Linked DNA regions of Homo sapiens: regions 1, 3, 4, 5, 6 and 7 are each linked to region 2. The links are chromatin loops, found by intact Hi-C in ENCODE. Cell type or tissue: dorsolateral prefrontal cortex. All regions are shown on one strand.

Region 1 (4,000 bases), 400 kb after region 2:
CCACAGGTCACACACACATAGTGTTTGTAAAGCCAGATTTCAGAACTCAGGCACTAAATGGTAAAAAAAAAAAAAAAAAAAAAAAAAAATTGCCAAGTTGTTAAGATTGCTGTCTTGGACTGGGACCTCCTAGGTTCACATTCTGTCTTCACCACTTGAGCTGGCCCTTCACCTACGTGACTCTCAGGTTCTTCATGTACAAAGTGAGATAGTAAATGCCCCCTTAGGGCATGGTGAGGATCAAGTGAGATAATTTATATGAAGTACTCAGCATAGTGCCCAGCACTGCTGGACACTCATTCACATTAGACACTGTTAGAATGATTTATAGGAAGCGTAGATTAATTGGAAGTGGGAGTTCCCTTTGGTAGAGATACAAGCTAAATAATTAGGGTATTATTATTATCCAATGAAAGCAATTGTAAAGCCAGTGTCTAATCCATTCCAGCATAGATGTACAAAAGGCCACTTGAGGAGGCCACAAGATGTAACCTGTTTGAATTCATTAGCCCAAGGTAAAGAGAGGGCTTGTCCCTTCAAAAGGAAGGCAGGAAGCCATGGAAGCAAAGAGAACTGGGGGCCAAGAGGCAGAGAGACGCAATGGGAATCCTTGACTATTTTCAGAGTCTGTGGCTCACAGACTCTGAGGATGCGGTGCCATTAGCAAGGCTCTGTAGGGTGGGGAAGTCCCTCAAGCTATCTTAGCTGAGACTTTTGCTAAAATCATCCACATTGCGGCCAGGCACAGTGGCTCACCCCTGTAATCCCATCACTTTGGGAGACCAAGGCGGGTGGATAACGAGGTCAGGAGTTCGAGACCAGTCTGGCCAACATGGTGAAACCCCGTCTCGGGGTTTCAAAATTATACAAAAATTAGCTGGGCGTGGTGGCAGGTGCCTGTAATCCCAGCTACTCAAGAGGCTGAGGCAGGAGAATCTCTTGAACCTGGGAGGCGGAGGTTGCAGTGAGCCGAGATCGTGCCATTGCACTCCAGCCTGGGTGACAAGAGCAAGACTCCATATCAAATATATATATATATATATATATACAAAATTAGCCAGGCATGGTGGCACATGCCTGTAATCCCAGCTACTCAGGAGGCTGAGGCAGGAGAATCGCTTGAACCCGGGAGGCGGAGGTTGCAGTGAGCCGAGATCATGCCATTGCACTCCAGCCTGGGCAACAAGAGCAAACTCTGTCTCAAAAAAAAAAAAAATATCATCCACATTGCTTGGCTGTGGCTCTCCTCCCAAACCCTCTTTGTGATTAAGACCTGACTTCCCATGCAGCACAACTTACTAAACTGATATTCTGGGTCTGTCACAGTCTCAGGTACCCTTTAGTTGTAAGAGTCAGTCTCTCAAGGTCTAATCACCCTCAGATAAACGTCAATCGTTGGTCCCCAGACCATCCAGACAAAGGTCTTCTCAGTTAATTTTTTCTCAGCAAACTCTGCCATGCCATCTTTTCACATTTCCACAGTACATATCAGAACTAGGAAGGTAGAGCTGAGACCTGATTTCAGGTCTTCTAACCCTAAGTCCAATGTTTTTTTCCATTATAAAAAAAAATATAAGATGAGTCATATGCTCTGTGGCTTGAGCGTAAGTTCGTTCCTTCATCTTACTCTTATTCAAAGGTATTTGAAGGGGAGGATTAGGGGATTAGGGCCAGTAAGGCCCTAAAACCCAGATGTGAACTAAACAAAGGAAAAGGCCTGGTTAACTGTTCTTCTACCATTTACACCCAAAAATAGTCAATCAAACTAAAATGCTATTCAGATACAGCACGAATGCATACCACAAAGCAGATGTGACTGCTGGCAAGCATCAAAACCCCACATTGAGAGCAAAGTTTGGGCCAACGAGTAGGCTCTTAGCGCCTGCTAGTGGTTATCTTTTATCATTGCATGGCTGGTAAAAAACTGAAGGGAGCTGTAACTTGTAGAGAAACATGATTAACCTCAGCTTTGCACATTCCAAATGAGGGATAATTAAACCCAACTGGAATGTGCATTTCTCTGTGGAAGTTTTCTTCATATATTTTAAAAAGATGATTCACCTCTTTAGAAAACCAAACATGAAAACACAGGACATATATGAAATTACTTAAGCAAGATTACTCAATTAAAAAATCAAGTACTTCTACTAGGCCCTTATTTACTTATTTATTTATTTTGTTAGAGACAGAGTCTTGCTGTCCCCCTGGAGGCTGAAGTGTGGCGGCACAAACATAGCTCACTGTAACCTCGAACTCTGGGCCCAAGTGATTCTCCCACCTCAGCCTCCTGAATAGCTAGGACTATAGGTGCACACCACCACACCTGGCTAATTTTTTTATTGTTGTATTTTTTATAGAGATGGGGGAGGGGTCTCTGTATTGCCCAGGCTGGTCTCAAACTCTTGGCCTCAAAAGATACCCCCATCTCAGCTCCCCATCACATCCGGCCTGGGGACCTCTTTTTAAGGGATAAATTCCTCTGGTGGATTTTAAATATTTGATGATACACACATACACACATTTTTAGAAATACTGTAGAACAAATTCATAGCATAAAAAGAATATCAAACATAGGCTTTAAAAATGAAATGACCTGTAAGTTTCAGGATTTTGTCTATTTTGTTCATCACCGAAACTGTTGAATGTGGCACAGTACGTGGCATACACAAAGGCACTCAATACATACCTGTTGAATGGAGCTGACTGAAGGGTTGAAAGGGAGAGATTGAATTTGCAAGCCTACAAGTTCCACTAGGATGAGAACCTGAAGACACCATGCAGAAGAAATCAGGAGGTGGTGATTGGAGCTGGTCTAGGGAGTGGGCAAGAGGCAGAGTACAGCTCTTTGTGGTCTCGGGTACCCACCTGCCGCCCACAGGAAAGTGAAGCCTTCAGCAGTAGAAGGGATGTGTACTGCTCAGGTCTCAAACAGAAAAGTCTCTAATTACCTAGACACGCTGGCCTCAATGCATATACTTCCAGCAGAGAAGAGTGGCACCTTCACAATTCACTTCCACCTGGAGATTCAAATTCAGCTACGAGAGGGGAAAAAATTCCTTTTCAGGAAATTTCTCCAACAATCACTGTGGAAAACACACCAGGTTCTCTAGAACAGACAACAGGGCTCCAGGTGCTCCCCCATATCTTGCCCTTTCTTCACAGTGCAACTAGAATATCATTCCTTCAGAAGCCATTTCATCCCAAATTTCCCTTCCTTCAGCTTGTAGATAGAGTAAAATAATGAAAAACTTGTACCTGGAGTTTTAGGCTTGAATCCTCTCAGAGTGTTTTCTCTCTTCAAGTAGCAATTCTATTCATCCACTTCTCTGCCAAGAGTCTCAGACTGCATTAAATGATATCCTGTCTAATTCAACCTATGAGATCATAGTTCCTGAAGAAGAGCAAAAGTCCTTATTTTTAGCCCAAATTCAACTAGCGATTACATTTTCAGAAAACATAGTAGTAATAGAGTATATAAGTGCTGAAGTGAAAAATAAGGAAATAATCTAACTAAAAAGCCACATCTTTAAATTCTCTATCTTAATAATTAAGGGGCAGGGCACGGTGGCTCACGCCTGTAATCCTAGCACTTTGGGAGGCCAAGGCAGGCAGGTCACCTGAGGTCAGGAGTTCGAGACCAGCCTGGCCAACATGGTGAAACCCTGTCTCTACTAAAAATACAAAAAATAGCTCAGTGTGATGGTGGGTGCCTGTAATCCCAGCTACTTGGGAGGCTGAGGCACCAGAATCATTTGAATCCAGGAGGCAGAGGTTGCAGTGAGCTAAGATCACGCCACTGCACTCCACCCTGGGCAACAGAGTGAGACTCTGGCTCCCAATAATAATAATAATAATAAAGAACAGGTGTTTGTCGGCCAGGCGCAGTGGTTCACACCTGTAATCCTAGCACTTTGGGAGGCTGAGGCGGGCGAATCATGAGGTCAGGAGTTCAAGACCAGCCTGGCCAACATGGTGAAACCCTGTCTCTACTAAAAATACA
Region 2 (4,000 bases):
GTAGGCAAACTGCCTCTTGTATCATTTTGTACTCTTCCAGTCTATTGCTTATCCATGGGCTTCATGTCCTCCTCTAAGATTTACAAATCAAAACTTTGACTTAAGGCATTTCCTCTACTTTTCTCTAGTTTCACTCTTACCTGGCTTAGTGAGACGTAATGTTTTTGCAGGTGGTCTGATGTCTGTTATTAAAGGGAAATGCAAGGTTCACAGTGAGAACCCGACACTGGTTTTAGCTCATTCCTTGCAGGAAGCCTGATTTTTCTCACTCAATTTTGTTGGTCAAAATTTAATGAAGGCTGTAAAATCCAATGCAGGATGAGAAACACAACATTCATTCCTGGGTACTCATAGACATTCATGGAGACACTTAGGAGCATCACTTGGGTAGACAGGAGCACGTTCTTCTGCCTGACTACATCTTCCCTACTGAAATGCTGGTTTCGAGTTCACATACCCAGAGATCACTGAAAGCCAGGCACTGGGGAATGGCTAGTAGGGAGAATAGTACAGGGGAAAACACTTCACCCGTGGGTATTCACGAGCTTCCCCAGGAGTGTTTTTAGATCAGAAGACAACTGGTGAATTTCCAGGAACAGCTGCTTCAGTGCTGCCACATCCGTCAGCTCTCAACACGTGTTAGTGTCTGTCCTCCCTCCTTCTTTGGAATTTAGAACTGTGCCATGGTCTGGTTGCAGGAATCTCATTAAAGAGCTTCCCTTTCTGTATTAGTTTGCTAGGGCTGCCATTAACAAAATACCAGAGACTGGATGGCTTAAACAACAGAAATGTGTTTTCTCACAGTTCTGGAGGTTGGAAGTCCAAGATCATGGTGTGATCAGGTTGGTTTCTGGTAAGGCCTCTCTTCCTGTTCTTTGTAGACAGCCACTTTATTCCTGTGTCCTCACATAACCCTTTTTCTGTGAGCACGCAAGGAAAGAAATTTCTGGTGTCTCTTCTCCTTCCTATAAGAACCCCAGTCCTTCAGATTATAGACCAACCCTTAGGACCTCACTTAATCTTAATTACCTCCCTAAAGGCTTGAACTCCAAAAACAGTCACATTGGGAATTAGGAGTTTAACATCAGAATGGGCTTGGGGACTGGGAGAGTAGTTCAGTACTTTAACGCTTTCCCTGACAGAAAATTTTGTGATCACCTACTACATGTTGGGCCCTGTGCCACATGCTGGGGATAATAATTTATAAAAATGTTTCAACCCCTGCCTCAAGGAGCTCCTCCTCTGGGGACTGAGTCTGCAGCCATCAGAGGAGTGGGGTCACAATGAGATGTCTGGAAATGGACCTCTGTGGTAAGTGGGGATTCCTGCATGGCTTTTGCTATGATCGTATCTCAAGAAAGCAAATTCTGCAAATATTCTGAGTGGGTGGTAGTAGAGCTATTTTCTTGATGTGGCAGAGTCGCATACAAAAGCCCTTAAAGGGATCAATGAGACGAATTTCTGAGCTAGTCTGAAACAAGAACTGGGGATGAACTTTGGCAATTGGGCCAGAACTTAAACACAGGATTTTGCTGGGGTCCCAAGGTTCTGCCCATTTGGGACAATCTCTTTCACATGCGCCACACCATTCCCCTTACCACGCCAGCAGATTCAAAGAGGCAGCTTGGTACGTTTTGGTAGGTTTTGGGAGTGAGAAGGCCTGGGGTGGGGGTTGCGGCAAGAGGAGAGCAGCAACCCCTCTCACATTATCAGCTGTGCAGAACCAAGGAGAACCTAAGAAGATCCGCCAAACAGAAAAAGCTGAGATTATGCTTCACAGACCCAAAGACTTTTAAGCTCTTTATTAGCTGCAACAGAATCACCACATGGCAGTACAAAAATGTTCTTGAACTTGACACTTGAACTTGGCTGCAACCCTGCTGGTAAAACTTAGTAATTAGGCAAACAAAAAGCTGGGGAGTGCAATTACGGCCATTGAACCACTAGGGGGCACTCATGGTTTCTCATTCAGAAGAGGAGAGGGGAGGAGGAGGTTATAGGGCTATGGCTTAGGGTGGGGCATTCAGTGTGGTATTGGAGAGGGATGAAAGTTAAAGCTGTTTTGTGTGTTTGTTTTTTGGAGGGAGAGGTGTTAAAGACCTAGTTATTTCGCTAATAATATAGTATGCATTAACCTGGCCTTGACTTCTGTGAAGCTAGCGGGCCCAATAGACTAGCTGGTGGAGAGTTCTGGAGTGTGACATCCCAAACAAATAATTGTTCACTTTAAGATAACTTTCTTTCGTGGGCATTAGAAAAAGGGCATGTTTTGCATCACGAGGGAGAGCGTTTTACGCGCATGCACACACATACTAAACAGACACACCTACTGACTTAAAAACATCAACACACTGTCTGAATATTGCTTCAGGTTGGAAAACAAGGTTGCATCCAAATTGTGTCATCTTTTCAAAATACAGCTGGAGAGAAAATGCTGCCTATATTTCAGGGAGCTTTTAAATTTCAGTGACATACCAGTCTAGGCTGCCAAAAGCTAGAAGAACATGAGTCATCAAGCTAGGTGCACTGATCATAGGAAACACCAGGTCTCAGGCTCCAGCCATCCCCTATCCTCTTCCCTACCCCTACACAAATTTGTGGCTTGTGGCCAGTACCAGGATTTGCTGTTAGTCCCCATGTTCCCGGGGCCTCCTTTCCTCTAAGGTCTTCCAGCCATTGTAACTGGCTTTCTTCCCTTTTATACCTAATAGAGAACTGCTGAGGGCCTTCTTCTTTGTATTTGGGATTATCGGATCAAAAGATTGAAAGTGTGATTGCCAGGTTCTCCCAGAGCGTCCTGCATCCAGATTTGCCACCCTCATCTCATCTGCAGGAGGTGACAGTCAGAAGCAGAAGTTAGACCATGGGCAAGGGCCCTAAAATATTCATTAGGCAAAAGCAAGAAAGCTTGCCTGCCATTGGGGCAGGTGTTGGGCTTGAAACGTTCAGTGTCATTATCTCATTTAATTTTTACAACAATCTGCCAGTTGCTATTACCACCTCCATTTTACAGATAAGGAAACCGAGGACCAGAGAAGCTAAGTACCTTCATATAGATCTGGGATTTAAATTCAGGCATTCTGACTTAAAATTGAATGTATTTTTTAGTCCTAGCTACAAAGCCACTGTCTACCAGAACTACTTGAAATCTCCTTCCCTTTTCTCTGGCTTCTCCTTGTAATTGAGGATCTTACATTGGCAATGGTTATATGAATGATGACGATGATAATTACAATACCAGCTAACTTTTACTGATTACTTACTATAGGCCAAGCAATGTGCTCAACACCAAACTTTTATATCTTCAATTCTCACAGAAAATTTACCGTGAAGTTAGTATTTTTACTGCCATTTCATAGATGAGGCACCTGAAGCTTAGGAATGTTAAGAAATTTTTGCAAGATTACACACCCAAGTAGAGCCTGGTTTGGAACCTAGGTCTAATTGCCCCTAAGCCCGAGTATTTAAACCACTATGCTATACTGTGCATAGGGAGATAATTGAATCTATGGAGAAATACTCAGGGCTATAGTACTACTAATCAGACCTTTAAAAACTGAAAGAATAGTGAAAAGGGGTATAGTCATATCTTTATGTGGCATGGTATAATGATGAAGCTGGAAAAGAGTGCTTACATTCTAAAACAGGAAGCTTTCTAACCTTCCCTGCTTAGAAAAATAATCAACTCTGATTATTTCCATGTATTCTGTTCTTGAATTGGAAATTCCAGGAGTCTGGTTTTAATTGCATAGGAAGTCAACCTGGACTGTTATTGTTTGTCAGGAGTCTGTTTTATCATTTTTATGGTCAAGCAATGGACTTCATCACTAGGGATTTAGTTCATGTGTGTTTCTGTTTCAATGGATACTATCAAGTAATTAAGGTTGAGGGAATGAATGGCTACTTTATTGCTAAACGCTAGCATCTGGCTATAAAATGAGGAAAGAGGGAGTGGTCAGGGGAAAGTGGAAGTATGACTAACACTGAACTTCAGTTAATA
Region 3 (4,000 bases), 120 kb after region 2:
TAGAAATGCTCAATAACTCATTCATAGAAGTGCAACAAATGACTCATGTTGCACTATAACTGTGTGAGGTTGGTAAGAAAATGGATTCTAACATCTAGGCCTAAGGTGAGTCAGCTACATGGACACTGACAAGTGAGTAACCTGCTGGGATCAAGAGCTCTTGGCTTCCAAGTGAAGGCTCTTTTTCAGATCTTTCCAAGGAAATGTTACCAAGGAGCTACATTCAGGACAAAAGCTGCTGACATGAGAAAAGGGTTAGTATAGCCCAGAAAGACTAGCCTCGGTCTTGTCTGTATGACCGTATATGCTTAAGAGTATGGCACCAAGTTTTTACCGTGGAGGAGCCTGAGCCAACCTACAGAATGTTTGATTTGACCAGCAGAGTATTGTAGACAAAACATGAATTTGCAGCCCTTTCAGTTGAGGAAGCACTCTCAGCTTTGCCACTGCCCTTTGTTTCTTTCTGTCATTTGATCCTGCTCTTTTCCACTTCTTCACCTCAGTTGTATTACCTGCCTGGCTTTTGAAGACATTTGAGTTTGGACCTCTGCAGGGAACCATTGTACCTGAGATGGAAAGCACAGCAGCCCGCATGGACAGAAACAGGGCACTTCACCTCTGCAGTGTTCCTTCCATAACCCCAGTCTAATCATAAGCAAAATAATCAGACAAACCCAGATTAGGAGACATCCTACAGGATACCTGGACAGCATTCCTAAAGCCTGTCAGGGTCACAAAAAACAAGGAAAGACTGAAGACTGTCATAGGCCAGAAGCAAATGGAGAGACATGGCAACTAAATGCAATGTAGTGTCCTGGATCAGATACTAGAATAGTAAGTAACAGGTCATCAATAGGAACACTGGTGAAGTCTGAAGAATGTCTGGAATTTAGATAACAGTTACGTACCAATAATGGGCTCTTAGTTTTGACAAATGTACCATGGTAATGTAAGACATTAACAATGGGAGAAACTGGGTGAGGGGTATACAGGAATTCTCTTTGCTTATATGTGTGACTTTTCTGTAAATCTAAAATTATTCCAACATAAAAAATTTAAAAATCCTTCTTTGTATAGCGATGAAAATGGAATGAGCCCATCCAGAACCCATTTCTTCCCTTCTCTCCACATTCCAGATACTTGAGATGCAGTAATTCTTTGCTCACATGTCTCCAGACCTACACAGGACTCTTCTACATCTCCATCTTCCACATGGAGACTATGCTACCATTATAAATCTGTCTAGGCCCCTGTGGTCCCCAAAAGGAGGCTGTTTACAAGCTCGTGTGGACAGGGCTTGGATAGGGAAGCCAGTGTGCCTATGTGCAGGAGGCTCCTTGTGGGGTCGGATGAAGCCAGGGGATGGGAAAAGAGGGTGAGTGGGCTGCCAGTGGGGATCCCTAGCTGTCCCAGGTCATCACATTCTGGGGAGAACTCTGAGAAGTCCAAGAAGGCTGCAGCTGAGCTTGGCCTCTCAGATCTTTACACATATTTATGAAAAGTAGGAGGACGGAACATATTAATTCATCAGTCTCTTAGCTTGATGTAAAACTTTTAGGTATCCAGACATATGGTGCGTGGGCCTCCACTGGTATCTGAGTGGGAAGACACATGGGCCAGGTGCTGTGAATCTCTCTCCGCACCTGCTAGAAGTGGTGCTCAGGGCTGTTGCCCTTCACCTTGCTTTGCAGTGTATATTTCTTAGTAGAGGTTGCAGAAGCCCAATCAAACAAGCAGAATATGGCACAGCAGCCTCAGGACAGAATTCACCCTCCCTCTACCCCACGTCGCATCCCAGGGCAGGAAATATTACCCAAGTGGGGATAAAGGATATCACGGCTTTTTGTACAAAAGGTCCACATGTCAAAATACATGTGGTTGGCTTTAAACACAAGGAGAAAGACACAAAAGGATCCTGGTTGAAGTCTTATGGGAAAAATGACCAGGACCAATGCTGAAGTTTTATCAAGGAGCAGGCATATCTTTGCTCTGCAGGAACTGGGGAAATGTGTATATGTGTGTGTTGAAGGGATGGGGACCAATCCACTCCAAGGTCAGATCTGCTCTGAAAGCCAGGCCACTGTGCCCCACGTTTTCAGAATAAGGCATCAGATCCCACCCAGGGAACAGCATCTGGGGTCACCGTGTGGCCTTCACCTTCACCTGCCTCCTCTAGACTCAGAACATGTTAGAGAGCTCCACAGTGGACACCTTTATATAAACATAAAATACAAAAATACAGAAAGCATATATTTATAAACAATAAATAAATAGGTAAACATAATAAAATTTAAATAAATACGCATAAATAGAATACACATTTTATAAAAAGGAAGCCTGCAGAAGACACACGGCTTTCCTAACACACATAACGCCCAGGCCGGCCAGGCCGGCCAGGCACTTCCAGCTGCCTCCGGCACACCGCCACTAGGGGGAGCGGGGTCCCTGCACTTCCTGTGGTGGTGGTGGTTATTCTCCAAGACATTTTAAAGGCCCCACTTCATCCTCTTTTTTATTTTTCCCACTCTCCTGCCCACAGAGCCCAGAACAAGGGGGAAATGGAAACAATGAGAGAAGACATATTTTCTCCTAACAGTAGGTTCTCACTCAAGTCTCGCCCACCCCGGGGAATTCTGACTCAGTTGGTCTAACTAGGGTATAGTCTGGGCATCAGGAGTTTTGAAGTTCCTTGCATTGTTCTGCTGCTCTAACACCCCCACACCTGGGAAGACGTTTTCTGTTTTAGGCCAACGTTTCCCAAACTGCCATGCCACTGAGACTTCATTCAGGAGAAAGACATCCTTGGGCATCCTTTCAGCAGCACTGGGCAAATCCATGCTATAAGTGTAGACACAATAATGGTGAACTTATACTTCATGCAGTGTCAATAGACACATAATACTCTCCCCCATTGCTTGCTATTAGCACCATATTTGGCACAGATAAAAATCAATATAAAAATAGCTTACTGCGAGGGCTAGAACTTAAATACCTAAACTATTTCACTATTTTAAAAAACACAACCTAAGGCAATAATTTGTTTCAAGACTTTAAAGTGCTAAGTAAATATTTTAAATTGTAAAATTATGATACGTATTCTTGATAATTACTAGGCTTTTCATTTGCACAGAGGTCCTTTGCATATGAATCTGAAGGCACCAAGTGTTTTTTTTTTTTTTTTCCAGAAAATATGTAAGGAATCTTGAAGGGTAGACTCAACTCCTTGGAATGCTCTTCACTGATCACTTGTCCTGAGGCCAAAGCAGGCAAAGCCCCAGGGGCAGCTCTAGAATGTCTGTGAGAGACTTAGTCCTAATGCTGACAGCCTGGTGGCACAGACTGCCTGCTAGGCCCATGTCTCCTGCCCCCACTGAACTGTACTTTCCCTCTTTGTTAAAAGGAAGAGAAGCAATCCAGAAAAGAATTTGAAAAAGGAAATGAACTGGAATGTCACTGGTAATAGTCTCTGCCTCTACATGGGGAACAAAGAGAGTTCATCTGATAGGTAAAAAAACAAGGGATGGGTCTGGGCAAGATGGTTCATGCCTGTAATCCGAGCACGTTGGGAGACCAAGGTGGGAAGATCACTTGAGCTCAGGAGTTGGAAACAAGCCTGGGCAACATAGCAAACCTCGTCTCTAAAAATAAAAAACTTAGCTGGGCATAGTGGTGCACTGCACACGTGTGGTCCCTGTCAGGCCTCTGAGTCCAAGCCAAGCCATCACATCCCCTGTGACTTACATGTATATGCCCAGATGGCCTGAAGTAACTGAAGAATCACAAAAGAAGTGAATATGCCCTGCCCCACCTTAACTGATGACATTCCACCACAAAAGAAGTGTAAATGGCTGGTCCTTGCCTTAACTGATGATATTCCACCACAAAAGAAGTGAAAATGGCGGGTCCTTGCCTTATGTGATGACATTACCTTGTGAAAGTCCTTTTCCTGGCTCATCCTGGCTCAAAAATCACCCCCACTGAGCACCTTGCGACCCCCACT
Region 4 (4,000 bases), 620 kb after region 2:
AAAAAACCGAGTTAACAAAAAAAAAGATTTGACATGACACTGATATAAAGCTTTATATTTTTAATATTTATTTACTTATTTTTGAGATAGTAGGGTCTTGCTCTTTCGTCCGGGCTTGAGTGCAATGGCACGATCATGGCTCCCTACAACCTTGAATTTCTGGGTTTGAATGATCCTCCCACCTCAGCCTTCTGAGTAGCTGGGACTACTGTGAGCCACCTCACCTGGCCAAAAATTTTTATTTTACTTATTTATTTTTGAGACAGAATCTCGCACTGTCATCCGGCTGGAGTGCAATGGCATGATCTTGGCTCACTGCAACCTTTGCCTCCCGGGTTCACGCGATTCTCCTGCCTCAGCCTCCTGAGTAGCTGGGATTACAGGCGCACACCACCACACCCGGCTAATTTTTTGTATTTTTAGTAGAGATGGGGTTTCACTCTGTTGGCCAGACTGGTCTCGAACTCCTGATCTCGTGATCCACCCGCCTCGACCTGCCAAAGTGCTGGGATTACAGGCATGAGCCACTGTGCCTGGCCAAAATTTTTATTTTAATACATTAGAAGTATACAAGCAAAAATCTATTCTCAGTTACAGAAGCCCAATATTTTAAAATATAGCATATGCAAATTAAAGAAATGTATAATGCTAACTTTCAAAACTAGGGATTGCCTCATAATTAAAGAATATGTCCTTTGGAAATAGGATAGAAGGATTATTTTGCTTTAGTTTAGCATAATAATATGTGGCAAAACAACAAAAAGTGAACAATAACAGCTACACTTATTGAGCATTTTTAATGTTCTATTTATATACATTATTTCATTTTTTGTTTAATTTCACAATAACTTTGTGGTAAATATTATTCTCATTTTTTAGATTAGCAAAGTGGGGATTAGAGAGGTTAAGGAGTTTCATTCATTCAATGCATAATTTTTGAGCGCTTAATGTTTTAAGAACTAGGAATATCACAGTGAGCAAAATGTGGAGCTTACAACCTGGAGGTTGGTGGGAATAGTAAATAAATAAACAAGTAAGTATGTACATAATGTCTGTTGCATTGAAGTGCTATGAAGAAAAGTTAGTGGGATAAGGGAAGAAAAGTGATGAGAGGGCCATATTAGGTTGGGTGGTCAAGGAGCGCTCTCTGAGGAGATGTCTGAACAGAGGTCTGGATGGAATAAGGAAGTGAGGTCAGTGTGAAAGGCATCCCTGGCTGGGGAAGTAGCAAGTGCTAAGGGGGGAAATAAGGAGGCCAGTGAGGCTGCAGCCAACAGAGCAAGGGAAAATCACTCAGGGCCATATTGGTGGGACAGGAAGCCACTGGGGGATTTGAGAGAACAGTGACACTCTGGTTTACATTTCTTCCTTAAGGTACTGTATGCAGAATAGACTGTAGAGGAACAAGAACAGAGGCCAGGTGACCTGTCAGAAGCCTATTGCTGTGGTCCAGGAAAAAATCTGTGTCTTGACTTAGGCTGATAATGGTGGAGGTGACAAGAAATGTCAGATTTGATACGTGTTTTGAGGAATTCATGCATGTTCACAGTGGTGTGGCCAGAGATGCGGTTATACTTTGAAGATGGAGCTGATAGGATTGTAAGAGGTCACAGAGCTGGTGCATGGTAGAGCCAGGATTCAAGTCTTAGTTTGTCTGATTCGAAAGCCCTGCTTTACAACAGTGCTTCTAAGCTGCCACAATGCTAAGCAGAAACTAAGCATAAAAGCAGAATGGAAATGAGAGTGTACAGCATCCTCAAGTGTTTATTGAGCATCTGCACACTTGTAGTGAGGCCTTGTGGCACTAAGCAAAAAATTCTGGAATGGGAGGATGGGAGGTCAGAGTTTAGATTCTGCTTTTGCCATGAATTCTTCCTCAGTATGGGTCACATCAATTCGAAAGTCCCTTCCAACTTTAATGCTCTGTTTCCACTCTTCAGCACCGAGGGAGATACAGCCAACTGTGTACAGTGCCACCCACTGGTATATAAGGGAAAGTAAGACTGGTAAGCATGTGATTTTTTTTTTTTTTTGAGACAGTTTTGCACTTGTTGCCCAAGCTGGAGTGCAATGGACCGATCTCGGCTCACTGCAACCTCTGCCCCCCAGGTTCAAGTGATTCTTCTGCCTCAGCCTCCCTAGTAATCCTAGTAGATGAGATTACAGGCACGCATCACCACGCCCGGCTAATTTTTTGTATTTTTAGTAGAGACAGGGTTTCACCATGTTGGCAAGGCTGGTCTCGAACTCCTGACCTCAGGTAATCTGCCCATGTCGGCCTCCCAAACTGCTGGGAATTACAGGAGTGAGCCACTGCGCCTCGCCAAGCATATGATTAACATAATGATCTATTGCAAAAGTAGGTGAGAGGTAGCAAGGCTAGGGAATATGTTTTCAGTTTCAATAAAATTTGCTTTATGGCCAGGTGCAGTGGCTCATGCCTGTAATCCCAGCACTTTGGGAGGCTGAGGCAGGCAGGCAGATCACCTGAGGTCAGGAGCTCAAGATCAGCCTGGCCAACATAGTGAAACCCTATCTCTACTGAAAGCACAAAAAATTAGCCAGGTGTGGTGGTGTGAGCCTGTAACCCTAGCTACTCGGGAGGCTGAGGCACAAGAATTGCCTGAATCCGGGAGGCAGAGGTTTCAGTGAGCCAAGATCACATCGCTGCACTCCAGCCTGTGTGACAGAGCGACACTCTGTCTCAAAAAAAAAAAAAAAAAAGAAAGAAAAAGGAAAAAAAATTGGTTTAGTAAAAGTATTTGGAGTCGGGCGTGGTGGCTCACGCCTGCAATTCCAGCATTGTGGGAGGCTGAGGCAGGTAGACGGCTTGAGGTCAGGAGTTTGAGACCAGCATGGCCAATATGGTGAAACCCCATCTCTACTACAAATACAAAAAAATAGCCAGGTGTGGTAGCATGCACCTGTAATCCCAGCTACTCGGGAGGCTGAGGCACAAGAATTGCTTGAACCTGGGAGGTGGAGCTTGCAGTGAGCCAAGGCCGAGATCCAGATTCGGCCACTGCACTCTAGCCTGGGTGACAGAGTGAGAATCTGTCCCCCCCCAAAAAAAGTATTTGATTTTAGAGTATTAAAGAGAAAGCAAGTCTATCTATATGCCATTCAAATTTACAGGCTATACTGAAATTTTGTCTTATTCAACCAAACATTCAAGTCTTCATTCTCTCAACAAGCATTTAAAACTGATTATTATGCATATTCAATCATAGTTATTGAGAAAATCTAGATGAAAGAGGACCTCGATAAAAAGTTAAAAAAAAAAAAGGTGCATGGTGGTCAGTGCCTGTAGTTCCAGCTGTTCAGGAGGCTGAAGCAGGAAGATCACTTGAGCCCCAGGAATTCAAGGCTACAATGAGCTATGTTCATACCTGTGAGAAGCCACTGCACTCCAGCCAGCCTGGGCAGCATAGCAAGATTGTCTCTAAAAAAAATTAAATGAAAAAAAGAAAAAGAGGACTTTTTAAGACTTTACATTAGACTTTTTTAGACTTTACAACAATCTTGTGAGGTATTATCATCCCCTTTTTTCTTTACATTATAAAATAAAACTTGGGCTGGGCATGGTGGCTCACGCCTGTAATCCCAGTACTTTGGGAGGCCAAGGTGGATGGATCACCTGAGGTCAGGAGTTCGAGACCAGACTGACTGACAAGGTGAAACCCCATCTCTACTAAAAATACAAAAATTAGCTGGGCATGGTGGCAGGCACCTGTAGTCCCAGCTTACTCGGGGGGCTGAGACAGGAGAATTGCTTGACCCCAGGAGGCAGAAGTTGCAGTAAGCTGAGATTGTGACACCACTCTAGCCTAAGCAACAGAGTGAGACTCTGTCTCAAAAAAAAAAAAACAAAAAACCACAAAAAACAGAAAAACCCCAAGAAACTTGAAGCAATTAAATTACTTGCTCAACGTGGCTCATTTGGTAAAGGAGTGAGCTCAGCGTTAAAATCTAAGTCTGTTGGACTTTTTGTCTCATCACA
Region 5 (4,000 bases), 300 kb after region 2:
CCCCATTTTATGATTCATCATAAAACTAAACAAGCAGTTTTGCTGTGCCTCACACTAGCTGAAAACCATTTGCATAATCCCAAAAAACCCTACAAAATAAATGCCATTATCATACTTATTTTGCAGATGACAAAACTCAGGCTCAAAGAGGTTAGGTGACTTGTCCAGAGCCACAGGGTGGTCAGTGGCAAAGGCTGGGTCTAAATATGATTCAGCCTGCTTCCAGAGACCATGACCCCCATGCTGCTTCATACAGACACAAACTTCCAAATTTATTATTTATTTATTTATGTTTGAGATAGGATTTCACTCTGTCCTCCAAGCTGAAGTGCAGTGGCATGATCATGGCTCCCTGCAGCCTCAAACTCCTGGGCCCGAGTGATCCTCCCAATTCACCCTCCTCAGTAGCTGAGGCTATAGGTGTGCATCACCACACTCAACTAATTTTCTTTCTTCTTCTTTATTTATTTATTTTATTTTATTGTTATTATTATTTTTTTTTTGTAGAGACAGGTGTCGCTGTGTTACTCAGGCTGGTCTCAAACTCCTGACCTCGAGCTATCCTCCTGCCTCAGCCTCCCAAAGTACTGGGATTACAGCTGTGAGCCACTGTGCCTGGCCCACCCCTAAATTTAAAAACTCACCAAAGAGAACCAAATGAATCAAGGAACGCTCACGTTTATTGGGGTTTCAAAAGACCCTGTACCTCACCCTATTGACTAGCAGAGCACTTTTCCAGATCAAAACTTCTCTAAGTCAGGTCATGAAGATGACTTGTAAGCTCAGCATCTTTCTGTCACCTGTCAGCAGTGAGGAGAAAGGTGTTGTAAAGTTCATGTAGCTCTTCTATATAGGGATCAATTGACAGCCCTGTAGGAAGGATGTCAGTTAACCAATTCAGAGAAGGTGAGCACATTTTAATAGAAATTTGCAAGTTTCTTAAATTGCTGATGGTGATAATGAGTTTCCTCCAGCAAAGCCAGGAAAACCTGGGCTTCTTTTACATCTTCTGCAGCACCTAGTAGTGTGGACAGTGCATGCCATGAGCACCTAGCATGGCTGTAGGAGGGACTGACCACCTTCTCTGGGCCCAGCATAGCAGGAGATGCTGCAGAACATGGGAAAGAACCCTGAGACAAAGGGCTTGATATCAATATGAAGAAACAAGATGTGCACACGTGAAATAATTGTGAGTGCTGCAAGAGACAATCAGGCCTGCGTCAGAAGTCGGGACACCTGAGGTCTGATTCCAGCTCTCACCCTCAGCAGTCCAGGGCCCTCAGGCAAGTCATTCACATGTCCTGATCTCAGTTTCCTCCTCTGAAAAATGAAGAGTTTGAATTAGATTGCCTGTCTCATTAGTTTGCATGAAAAACAACCAAGAGAGGGGAAAGATTTGTAAAGAAGGGCCTATTGTCTCAACTCCCCCCCCACCCCAACACACATCCTAACCCCAGCTAGCATCTGGGAGCCAGGTGCAATTAGTCCCTGTAGCTGAACTGCCTCAGTTCAAGCCCTGCTTTGTCATTTTCTCCTTGTATGACTTGGGAAATACATTTAACCCTAGAGCTTTCCAAACAGGTTGCTGAAAGTTAGAGGTGTGCCAAGATATGGATCCTTCAGCTTTAGGACACCTGGAAAGTGATATAGGCCCCAGGCTAGTGAGCAGCCTCGCCCTTTTATACATTACAACCTTTCCATATCCATAATATATATATACATATATATATATTTTTTTTTTGGGGGGGGCGGACAGAGTCTCACTCTGTCGCCCAGGATGGAGTGTAGTGGCATGATCTCAGCTCACTGCAGCCTCTGCCTCCCAGGTTCCAGTGATTCTCCTGCCTCAGCCTCCTGGGTAGCTAGGATTAGAGGCACATACCACCCTGCAGGGATAATTTTTGTATTTTTAGTAGAGATGGGGTTACGCCGTGTTGGCCAGGCTGGTCTAGAACTCCTGACCTCAGGTGATCCACCTGCCTCGGCCTCCCAAAGTGCTGGGATTACAGGCATGAGCCACCGTGCTTAGCCCAAATATTATTTTCAAGGTGGGTTATGTGATATGGAAAAGGTTGAGAAGTCCTGATAACCTGTTGAGATCTTGGATTCATCATCTGCAAATGGAAATTATAACAGTTTCTGCATCATAACCATCTTGTGAAGATTAAGTTTTTGTATGTAAAGTGCTTAATATGCCCATGCACATAGTAAATGCTCAGTAATGTTTGTATTATTATCACCACTACCAAGAGTATTGGCCAGTTTCCAACCTAACAAGACTAGGTTCTTAGTGCAAATGAGTAGTCCTGGTTCCAATGCTGAAGCTCCTCAGTCCGCCGCTAGCAAAAAAATGGGTAGACTTGCCTCCTACTCACTTTCCTCCAGATGAACCCTGTGCAAAGAGCACGCTTTTGACTCTGAAAGTATATGCCCAAGAAGAATTCTCTTCTCTACAGGAACAGCCTCCTTTAACAAGGCTATGCCTTAAAACACATTGTTAATAGGCTGTGCCTCAAAACAAGTAAATCAATATGTATAATAATTACAAACAGTGACGAGTGCTATAAAGGAAAATAAACAAGGTATCATGACAAAGTACTTTTTCTGAAGAAGTGATACTTAAGCAGCCTCAACTTTGTGCACTGAAATAGATGCTAGAGATGCAGAGATAAGTAAGGCATGGTACCTGCCGACAGCCATGGGATAAACACCTGAGACAGGAATGTTGATGAAAACTCATGAAAAGGAGTTATGCCAAGCACCAGCCCTTGCCCTCAGAGGTCTGCACAGCAGACTTTCTGAGTGGAGTCTAACTCGCTGATCACAGCAGCTCAGGAGCTTTGCATGTGCCAGGCCATCTACTTTGAACACTCTGGCCCACTCCTCATGTTGCTAGTTCACAGAGGCTGCAGACAAGGAGCCACGGCCACCCCAGGGAATCAAAAAGCTCCTGACACTTGCCCTGGCAAGGAGGTGAGATCACCAAAGCAAGGGGTGCAAGGAGAGAAAAGAACTGAAGGGAGAACTTTGTTAAATGACTACACACAGATGGAGATGGATAAATAAGAAGCGATGATGAAGAAAGAAAAGAAGTGGGCAGAAGAAAGGGAGTGAAACCAAAGGAAGAACAGATTCTTACACAAGGGAACAGAGAGGGAATGAGTGTTTGCATCACAAGCTGCAGGGACACTGATAAAAGGCCATTCTGTTGACAGCTTGTGGGTTAGAGATGGCAATTTCTGGGGTGTGATGAAGGCCAACACCACAGTGCAAAGGGAAGCATTAGCATGGAGAAGAGCAAACAGCAAGCAAGAGAATGGATCCTTTATTTAACAACCCAACGAATGCATTTGTCCTGGACACAACCTGTGCCTGTGCCTTGTTAAAAGTCATGAATATGTATGTGAAAAGCAATTATTTGCTAACATGCAACATAGACATTTTATATACTATTCTTCACCACTCGTCACTCTCATAGATCTGGCCCTGAAAAGTCCCTTGCAAAGTAATTGAAAATATATATATAATGTATACATTTACATATGTATGCATATACACATATTTGCACAAATATATCTGTAGACCTTATTAACTCTTTAGACATTTCCCACTTGGAATAAATTCAACAATAGCCCTTGGCTATATTAATTTCTCTTGAGAGTTTGTTTATAAATGCCCTAGCTTATCATTTCTTTGACTTCTAAAGAAAAATAACCAATATAATGAGTTTCTCTTATATGTGAAGTATAGATACAAACACCTGCTCCTTTGAAAACATTTCTAAGATTATTTTAATTAGGAGAGTGCTTATGTGGCAAAATACTATAAGCTCAGCCAAGGGCACTTGCTATTTTTCTTGGTGGGAAAGCCTCTTTCAAGAAGCCCCCCAGTGTATCCAAGGGAGTCACTATTCCATTCACTGGAGTTCTCTTGTTCAAAATTTAGCTCAAAACTCACCATTGCTGTTGCATTCAGTAGGAGCTACTTAGCTAGAAACAAT
Region 6 (4,000 bases), 310 kb after region 2:
TCAGAAGTGAGGTTGGAAGAGGTAAGAGTTGGCTCTGAATCGATTCATATACATAAAACTTTGTGTATTTGTTCTGAGATCCTAGAAAGTCTCAGTATGTTCCACCCAAGATTGTTGGCCACAGGATGTCAGCTCATCTCCTGAAGTCCACCATCTGTGTATGTCTGTCCCTTGCAGGCGTCTGCTATGCAGAGTTTGGAGTTCGAGTCCCCAAGACCACAGGATCTGCCTACACCTACAGCTATGTCACTGTTGGGGAATTTGTGGCATTTTTCATTGGCTGGAACCTGATCCTGGAGTACCTGATTGGCACTGCGGCCGGAGCCAGTGCTCTGAGCAGCATGTTTGACTCACTAGCCAACCACACCATCAGCCGCTGGATGGCGGACAGCGTGGGAACCCTCAATGGCCTGGGTGAGACTGCCACATCCTCCTACCCTCAACATGCAAACTTACCAAGCCACATAAATGAGTTCTCCTTTCAGAAAGCAATTTGGCAAAATGTATCAAAAGCCTTAAATATATCTCTCTTTTTCTTTTGCAAAGTAATTCTTTCTCTATGAATCTATCCATCCTTAAAAAATAATTCTAATGTCCATGGAAGCATTATACAAAAAGATGCTCACCACAGCCTTATTTACAATAACAAAAAGTTAGAGACAGCCTAAATATTCTACAGTGGGGCAAGTGACTAAGTAAATTGCAGACAAATACTATGTAGCTAGCAATTAAAAGGATGATTAGGGAAACTTGTAATAACATGGATTATGTTTTAATGTAATGTCATACGTCAAAGGCTACAAACCATACAGGCACATGTCAATAACTATATAAAAATAAAACCAATGCAGGAAAAAAAGAACTGTCAGCAATTTCTCCAGTGGTTTCATCAGATTTTTTTTCCAAATTTCAATGAAAAAAAATTTAATGAATAAAATGGGTTCCAGCCTAGAAGAGGTCAGGGAGGGGTAATATAACAGTGAATGCTAAACCATCAGAAGCTCGTGTAACAAATACCATGAGACCTCAGGCTCCATCCATCATTTGCCATCCACTCCTTTTTTTTTTTTTTTTTTTTTTTTTTGAGACAGAGTCTTGCTCTGTTGCCCAGGCTAGAGTGCAATGGCATGATCTGGGCTCACTGCAACCTCCACCTCCCTGGTTCAAGCAATTCTCCTGCCTCAGCCTCCTGAGTAGCTGGGATTACTACTCAGCTACCACACTCAGCTAATTTTTGTATTTTCAGTAGAGATGGGGTTTCACAATGTTGGCCAGGCTGGTCTCAAACTCCTGACCTTGTGATCCACCCACCTTGGCCTCCCAAAGTGCTGGAATTACAAGCATGAGCCACTGTGCCCGGCCACTCTCCATCTTGATGCCTGATAAACTCACATTCTAGAAAAGCTAAACAATAGTTGAGGAAGCTCTGGAATCTTGCCTCAGAACTTCCAAGGAATGATTCTGTGGCTGTGTCAAGTCATCTAACTTCGATATTCCTATATCAAAAGAACTGACAAAAATGCTGAGCACCCAAGTACCATGACAAGATAAAAATATAAAGAACAAACCTGTTCTGTGTACTGATTGCATAGAATTTTAGGTCTAAAAGAGTCCTCCAAAATCAGGCCATTCATGTCCTTCACTTTACAAATGAGGTCCAGAAAGATGAGGCAACTTGCCCAAGGCCACACATCTGGCTATGGGCAAAAGTACAGCTGAAATTCAAGATCCCTGCAGCTGAGGCAGTGCCTTTTCCACTCTATAGAGGGCAGGAGTCCACTGGCCGTTGGGCAAAACCAAGCAGGCAGGGCGTGTTCACTGGTTATTTTTTTCTCTACAACCACATATACACAAAAGGACAGAAAACCCCTCTTACCATCATTTTCAAAGACACACATTCTTAAAATTGTTGATAAAGAAAAGGTTTGGGAATGGGATGGAAATTTTACAGACTGTAAAATTAAAAATAATGAAGCTAAAAACAATTTTCAAACATGTTAGACCTAAATATACATCCCAAATATCCCAGGATGGTTCCCACTTCAAATGTTCTGTGCCATGGTTTCATAGGCGCTGTTGTAATTGTCACACCACATAGCCCAATTTTTGGTCCAGGATACCAGATCATCTTACCTATCTACCAAATCCTGCTCATTTGCAAATAGATACTGGTATCTGCTTGTGGACTATAGCATAGGCATGTGTAGGTGCACACACACACACACAGAGTTCCTTTTAAAGACTTACTGCCCTTCTTTTTTTTTTTTTTTTTTTTTTTTTTTTTTTGAGACAGAGTCTCACTCTGTCCCCCAGGCTGGAGTGCAGTGGCGTGATCTCGGCTCACTGCAAGCTCCACCTCCCAGGTTCACGCCATTCTCCTGCCTCAGCCTTGTGAGTAGCTGGGACTACAGGCGCCCGCCACCACACCCGGCTAATTTTTTTGTATTTTTAGTAGAGACAGGGTTTCACCGTATTAGCCAGGATGGTCTCAATCTCCTGACCTCGTGATCTGCCTGCCTCGGCCTCCCAGTTTACTGCCCTTCTTAAAGCTGAGTACGGATGCAGTGGGGTAGGACCAGGAGTTTGCATGGCCCTTTCTTCCCTCCAGACAATGTCAAATCATGTCTTTCCTCTCTAGGGAAAGGTGAAGAATCATACCCAGACCTTCTGGCTCTGTTGATCGCGGTCATCGTGACCATCATTGTTGCTCTGGGGGTGAAGAATTCCATAGGCTTCAACAATGTTCTCAATGTGCTGAACCTGGCAGTATGGGTGTTCATCATGATCGCAGGCCTCTTCTTCATCAATGGGAAATACTGGGCGGAGGGCCAGTTCTTGCCCCACGGCTGGTCAGGGGTAAGTTTGTTCCAAACACCTGGTGTGCCTGTCACACACTCTGCCTTCTACCCTGTGACCAACCTAAGACATATTTTCAAGAAAATGCTGTTCTGTTCCATAATTACCACAGCACCCTCTTTATCACCTTTTGATCTTAATTTAGTTGGAATATCCTGAAGAAGTGGTTCTTGTGTGTTGTTTTTTTTTCCACAGGCATTTGTTAAGATCTTATTTTATACAAATAATAATAATAGATTCAATGTTTTGGCAACCTGCAATTGCCTAAAATTGTGCTAAGTGTCTTTGCACGTACTATCTCATTTAATCATCCTGATAATCTTGTGAGGAAGATATTTACATTCTGCTCTTAAAGATGAAAAAAACTCCCATTCAGAGAGTTCAAATGGCTTACTGTTAAACACACAATGTAAGTGGCAGAACCCAGTCAGCCACGACTGCCTGGCTCCAAAGTCTGTGCAAGAACAGCTCAGTTCTATAGAATTATGTCTACAATCTACTAAGAGAGATCAAGAAGAACATAAATACACAAGGCAATAAAGGAGGCCAGGGAAAGGGGACAGTAGGGAAGGGATGAGTTTTGCCTGGGTATGACACTAGGAAAATAACAGTTTTTAATTCCAATGTCAGCATTTGACTCTAGGAGGAGAGTCCTACTGAGGTCAGAGGACAGCTGAGCTGGCCTAATGGAGGGCTGTGCTATAAATCCCATTCCAAAGGCATAGTTCATAACAGGCAGGTTTACCTGGTGTGGTCTAGGGGTTAGCAAGAGCATGGGCTGGACCAAAAGGATGTTTTCAGATCTCATTCCATGATCTGGCTAGTGCGGTTTATGCTAGAGAAAAATAGGAAGGTCAGAGAGGCAAATTCTTTATACTGACAAGTGGCTGTGAGTTGCACCTGGTTTCTTTCTCTAGGATGACTAAAAATACTTATGTTGTGGATTTATTGGTGAAATTCACTAGCCCACCTCTTTTTCATGGTAGAACATAAATCAGAGAATTTTGAGCTGTCAGGGACCTTAGAGGTTACCTGGTCCTATCCGTTCATTTAACAGATGAACAACCTAAGGTCGAGAGAGGCAAGTCTGCCTAGAACTGATGACAGAAAGCAAGTCCAGGATTCCACCCACTTTGCTTTTGCA
Region 7 (4,000 bases), 260 kb after region 2:
AGACCCCAGTCTTTATCCAGGTTACAGGCCATTATAAGCCCCACAGAAAATGAATTTGCCATATAAGAAATGGGCTGGGATCACAACTATTTATGAGTATCATATCTTAGATACATGTTAGCTAAGGTCTGAAAGTACAAAAACCATAGCATCTCATTGCAAAAAGATGATATAATTCAACACCTTCATTTTACAAAAGAAGAAACTGAAGCCCAGGGAGGTAAACCATATTTTAGTACAACCAACATTTGTGGTACACCCACTATGGGCAGAACTTTGTGCCAGATTGCACATTTAGTAGGGGAGATAAAGAAACTATGCCAATTGTTAAAGTAATGAGCAGAAGAGTTGTAAGGCACCATCTTCTAGGAATCTCTTCTAAGCAAACATCAAAGATGTTGTCAGATTTACATGCAAACAAGTTCACTGTAGTATTATTTATAATAGAAAAATTTGATAGAAAACTAAATGTCTAACAATATCAACATGGATAATTACATCAATTATGTCACTATAGTCATGTGCTATATAATGGTGTTTGAGTCAACAAACTACATATACAACCGTGGTCCCATAAGATTATAATACTATATTTTTACTGTAACTTTTCTACATTTAGATACACAAATCCTTACCACTCTGTTCCCATTGCCTCCAGTATTAGTATAGTCACATGCTGTACAGGTTTATAGCCTAGGAGCAACAGGCGATACCATGTAGCCTAGGTGTGTAGTAGGCTGTACCATCTGGGTTTGTGTGGGTACACTCTATGAGGCTTGCACAGTGATGAAATTGCCTAGGGAAGTCCTTCTCAAGCATAGCCCCATCATTATGTAATGCATGACTGGATATAGTGGAATGTTGAACAACCATTCAAATCATATTTTATAAGAATATTTTAATCATCTGAACAAATGTTCTTAATATAATGATAAGTGAAAACAGCAGGATACAATATTGTATATACAGATTGAACATAATTTCAGACCATTTTCAACCAAAATGTTAACAGTGGCCAATTCTAGGGAGTGGAATATGGGTGATTATTATTTTCTTCTTCACACTCCCTGTATTTCCCAAATTGTCCACAATGAGCATGTATAACTTTCATAATTAGCTAAACAAGCAATATATATATTATATATATATATATTTTTTTTGAGACAAAGTCTTGCTCTGTTGCCCAGGCTGAAGTGCAGTGGTGTGATCTTGGCTCACTGCAACCTCCGCTTCCCAGGTCCAAGCAATTCTCCTGCCTGAGCCTCCCGAGTAACTGGGATTACAGGTGTGCACCACCATGCCCGGCTAATTTTTTGTGTTTTTAGTAGAGATGGGGTTTCACCATGCTGGCCAGGCTGGTCTTGAACTCCTGACCTGATGATCTGCCCACCTCGGCCTCCCAAAGTGCTGGGATTACAGGCGTGAGCCACCGCGCCCGTCCCACAAGCAATATTTTTTTAAAAGTGCTTGGCAACCTCTTCACAGATTACTTTCCACTGGCACCATCTTCAAGTAAGGGACTATAAGTAAGGAAAAATAGATGAGGGCAAATAACCTAAGGATATAAACTTCATTCTTTTTGCATCAGGGTGTTGTTGAAGGCTCCTGAGCAAAGAGATAATAACCACAGTTGGGCTTTAGGAGGAACATCTGCCGTGGGGCAGAGAATAGGGAGGAAGGGACTGAAAGCAGAGGCCAATCAGGCTGTGACTGCAGTGGTCAGGGCAGCTGGTGGCTCATGAAGGCTGAAGCAGGTGAATGCTGTGGGGAGAGAGAAAGGGACTGTGTCACAAAGGCCTAGTGCTGGCTCTTTGTGGAGATGAAGGAGAAGCCACCCAGCTGGGAAAAGGAAATGCTGAACATCAGTTACAGTGCAATTTCCACATGGCCCCTGAGACTTTGTACTAAATAAATGAAACATAGGCATGGAAGACAAAATGTGAATTAATAAACCTCCTACAAGAACTATTTCTCCTTAGCTTAAGAAGCCAGGAGCTGCCATCTGACTCATGGTTAATTTCATTCTGGTCATTCTGAATTGCATTACTGACATCATGGCTGTGCAGTGGAAGATGTAATAGTATCAATACTCTAATCACTCCTAGCCATGCCCAGCATGGTTCCCGGACAGAAAAGAAGAGCTGGCAAATGTCTCAACATTTATTGTTTTCATCCTCTTCTTGCTCTTGCCCATTTTTTTTTCTTTTTTAGCTCTGGAATTTGCAGTTTTCCTTAACAACTGACTATCAGAGTCACACCAAGGAGGTCTTAAAAATACGGAGAGAAACAAAGCTACTGGAAATATGCACAATGATATATTCATAGTGCCATCTGTAGGCAGTGGAATTCATGGTAATGGGTACTGCTTCTTTCTATTTAGCCATGTTTCTCAAGACTTTTCCAATTAATGTGTATTAATTTTGGAAAGAGAAAAAAAAGATAATATTAAAATGTCAAACCATGCCAAAAAAAAAAAAAGTTTTTTTAACGGTGGCTGGGGCACCAGAGCTGCAATGGGAGCATTTGTGTTTATGGTTGACTCTAGTTCCAATATTGGCAAGCAAGTCGCTTAAACATAGCAGCTGCAATTCAGACAAATCTATTCTCCCACCTGTTCTCATTTCAGAAGCCCCTGCACTATGGCTCCTTTTAGGTCCTAGGACTTCTTCAACTGTTCATAGCCTCAGCTCATCCTCCACCGGACATTTCCATCATCCTTGAACATCTCACATGGGATATTTGAGTTTTAAACTGTCTCTTTCCTTTTGGACAAAAAAGCTTTGCCCCATTAAAGAATTCTTGCTATTTGGCAGGCTTTCTATTGTTGCAATGATGATGATGATGATGACGACGATGATGACAATGTTACTGTTTTGAACTGGGAGTTTCCCTTACTCCCTAAAATTACACGTACAGATTGCCTATCATCTCAAATAAGGGCATATGTAGTATATAAACAAATGGTAATACATCTTTATGAGCTGCAAGACTAATCAATGTCTCAGAAGAACTAGAACAGTTAGTTTCCTAAGGTGTAAGAACATATGGCAATACTGAAGATTCACTCTTTCGACCAAAATTTACTGACCTTAATGATATGCTAGGCACTGTGCTTGGGATTGAGGTAGAGCCAGGGATGCCAAGATGAACAAGACAGGGCACTTACAGCCAGTGGCAGAAAGAGAATCCAGCTCTTGTGTTTCAGAATGATAAATGCCGGAATGAAACTCCCCCCAAAAGGCACTTTGGGGAGCTCAAGGCAGGGCACAACTAGCTGAATAGAAGAACAGCAAGGCTTTTGCAGGAGCTGATGCAGCTAGTTCCAAAGGATGAATGTGATTTTCAAAGAGCTGTAGGTATACCTGGTAGAGGGGCAGTGCATGTGGAGATCAATAATCTCACAGGCTAGGTGGAATGTAGGAAAAGGATTTGGAAGGTGATCAAGCTGATAAGTCATGTTGAGAAGTTTGAACTTCATATTACAGACCATAAAGAGTCATCGAAAGCTTTCAAGCAAGGAATAACCTGGACAGTTTCCTATTTTAACCATGTGGGACATGGGCTAGAAAAGGCAGAGAAGAAAACAGGCAAAAGGATGCAGAAGATAACTTTAGAAAAGAAGCTCTCAATGGGTGTGGTATTGCCTCCTAAGCAATGTTCTAGAAATTTTTGAGATGTCTTGACTGTCAAAACAGTTGGGGGACACAGTGTCATTTAGTTGTCAGAGGCTAATAATGTTAGATGTACTGCAATGGGCAGCACGGTCACATATGAGGAAGAATTCGCTTTCAAATATACAACCAGACAATCACACAGGTCAAAAACCTGTTAATAATGATCTCAGCATCCCAGAACACAATACCATTTTGCATATAAACATAAAGTACTATGTATAAATTTTATATGTGCTATAAAGATTGATATGTAGATCAATGGAATAAAATTAAGAGTCCACAAATACATCCTTACATTGTTAGGCAACTGATCTCAATGCCCAACA

The links. A loop is a pair of places that touch in the nucleus more often than their neighbours do. Peaks named below come from ENCODE experiments on the same cell type or tissue, not always from the same donor. Only the 100,000 strongest peaks of a DNase experiment are listed, where the experiment ranks them.
Region 1: it touches region 2 in a loop (13-fold over the local background); 100 of 110 quality-filtered maps call a loop at or near these places.
Region 3: it touches region 2 in a loop (3-fold over the local background); 30 of 110 quality-filtered maps call a loop at or near these places.
Region 4: a loop joins it to region 2, with 3 times the contacts of the local background. A loop is called at or near these places in 13 of 110 quality-filtered maps.
Region 5: a loop joins it to region 2, with 2.6 times the contacts of the local background. A loop is called at or near these places in 5 of 110 quality-filtered maps.
Region 6: a loop joins it to region 2, with 4 times the contacts of the local background. A loop is called at or near these places in 14 of 110 quality-filtered maps.
Region 7: a loop joins it to region 2, with 2.5 times the contacts of the local background. A loop is called at or near these places in 31 of 110 quality-filtered maps.

The regions. Positions count from the first base shown.
Region 1 is chr3:170,412,188-170,416,187 of GRCh38, reverse strand. No RefSeq gene overlaps it. Among named protein-coding and RNA genes, the nearest start is that of CLDN11, 4.7 kb to the left of the region's middle. In dorsolateral prefrontal cortex, CTCF peaks have their summits at 1,663 and 1,872; a DNase peak (open chromatin) is centred at 1,847; H3K27ac peaks cover 795 bases.
Region 2 is chr3:170,810,100-170,814,099 of GRCh38, reverse strand. The region is part of intron 2 of LOC105374211 (a long non-coding RNA gene); the gene reads right to left. Among named protein-coding and RNA genes, the nearest start is that of RPL22L1, 58 kb to the left of the region's middle. In dorsolateral prefrontal cortex, CTCF peaks have their summits at 1,736 and 1,937 (motif pointing right); a DNase peak (open chromatin) is centred at 1,939; H3K27ac peaks cover 1,837 bases.
Region 3 is chr3:170,688,999-170,692,998 of GRCh38, reverse strand. All of the region lies in intron 2 of SLC7A14-AS1 (SLC7A14 antisense RNA 1), which reads right to left. Among named protein-coding and RNA genes, the nearest start is that of SLC7A14, 100 kb to the right of the region's middle. RefSeq lists enhancers at 3,363-3,935, 3,936-4,000. In dorsolateral prefrontal cortex, CTCF peaks have their summits at 2,215 and 2,415 (motif pointing right); a DNase peak (open chromatin) is centred at 2,428.
Region 4 is chr3:170,187,276-170,191,275 of GRCh38, reverse strand. No RefSeq gene overlaps it. Among named protein-coding and RNA genes, the nearest start is that of PHC3, 7.5 kb to the right of the region's middle. In dorsolateral prefrontal cortex, a CTCF peak has its summit at 1,963 (motif pointing left); a DNase peak (open chromatin) is centred at 1,972; H3K4me3 peaks cover 602 bases.
Region 5 is chr3:170,513,062-170,517,061 of GRCh38, reverse strand. All of the region lies in intron 2 of SLC7A14 (solute carrier family 7 member 14), which reads left to right. All of the region lies in intron 2 of SLC7A14-AS1 (SLC7A14 antisense RNA 1), which reads right to left. Among named protein-coding and RNA genes, the nearest start is that of SLC7A14-AS1, 48 kb to the right of the region's middle. In dorsolateral prefrontal cortex, no CTCF peak of the experiment used is centred here; no DNase peak of the experiment used is centred here; H3K27ac peaks cover 2,290 bases.
Region 6 is chr3:170,497,523-170,501,522 of GRCh38, reverse strand. It overlaps SLC7A14 (solute carrier family 7 member 14), which reads left to right. Exons shown (of 8, transcript NM_020949.3): 3 at 178-414; 4 at 2,639-2,856. All of the region lies in intron 2 of SLC7A14-AS1 (SLC7A14 antisense RNA 1), which reads right to left. Among named protein-coding and RNA genes, the nearest start is that of SLC7A14-AS1, 32 kb to the right of the region's middle. In dorsolateral prefrontal cortex, a CTCF peak has its summit at 1,760; a DNase peak (open chromatin) is centred at 1,742; H3K27ac peaks cover 3,918 bases.
Region 7 is chr3:170,552,328-170,556,327 of GRCh38, reverse strand. The region is part of intron 1 of SLC7A14 (solute carrier family 7 member 14); the gene reads left to right. The region is part of intron 2 of SLC7A14-AS1 (SLC7A14 antisense RNA 1); the gene reads right to left. Among named protein-coding and RNA genes, the nearest start is that of SLC7A14, 32 kb to the left of the region's middle. In dorsolateral prefrontal cortex, a CTCF peak has its summit at 2,347 (motif pointing left); no DNase peak of the experiment used is centred here; H3K27ac peaks cover 402 bases.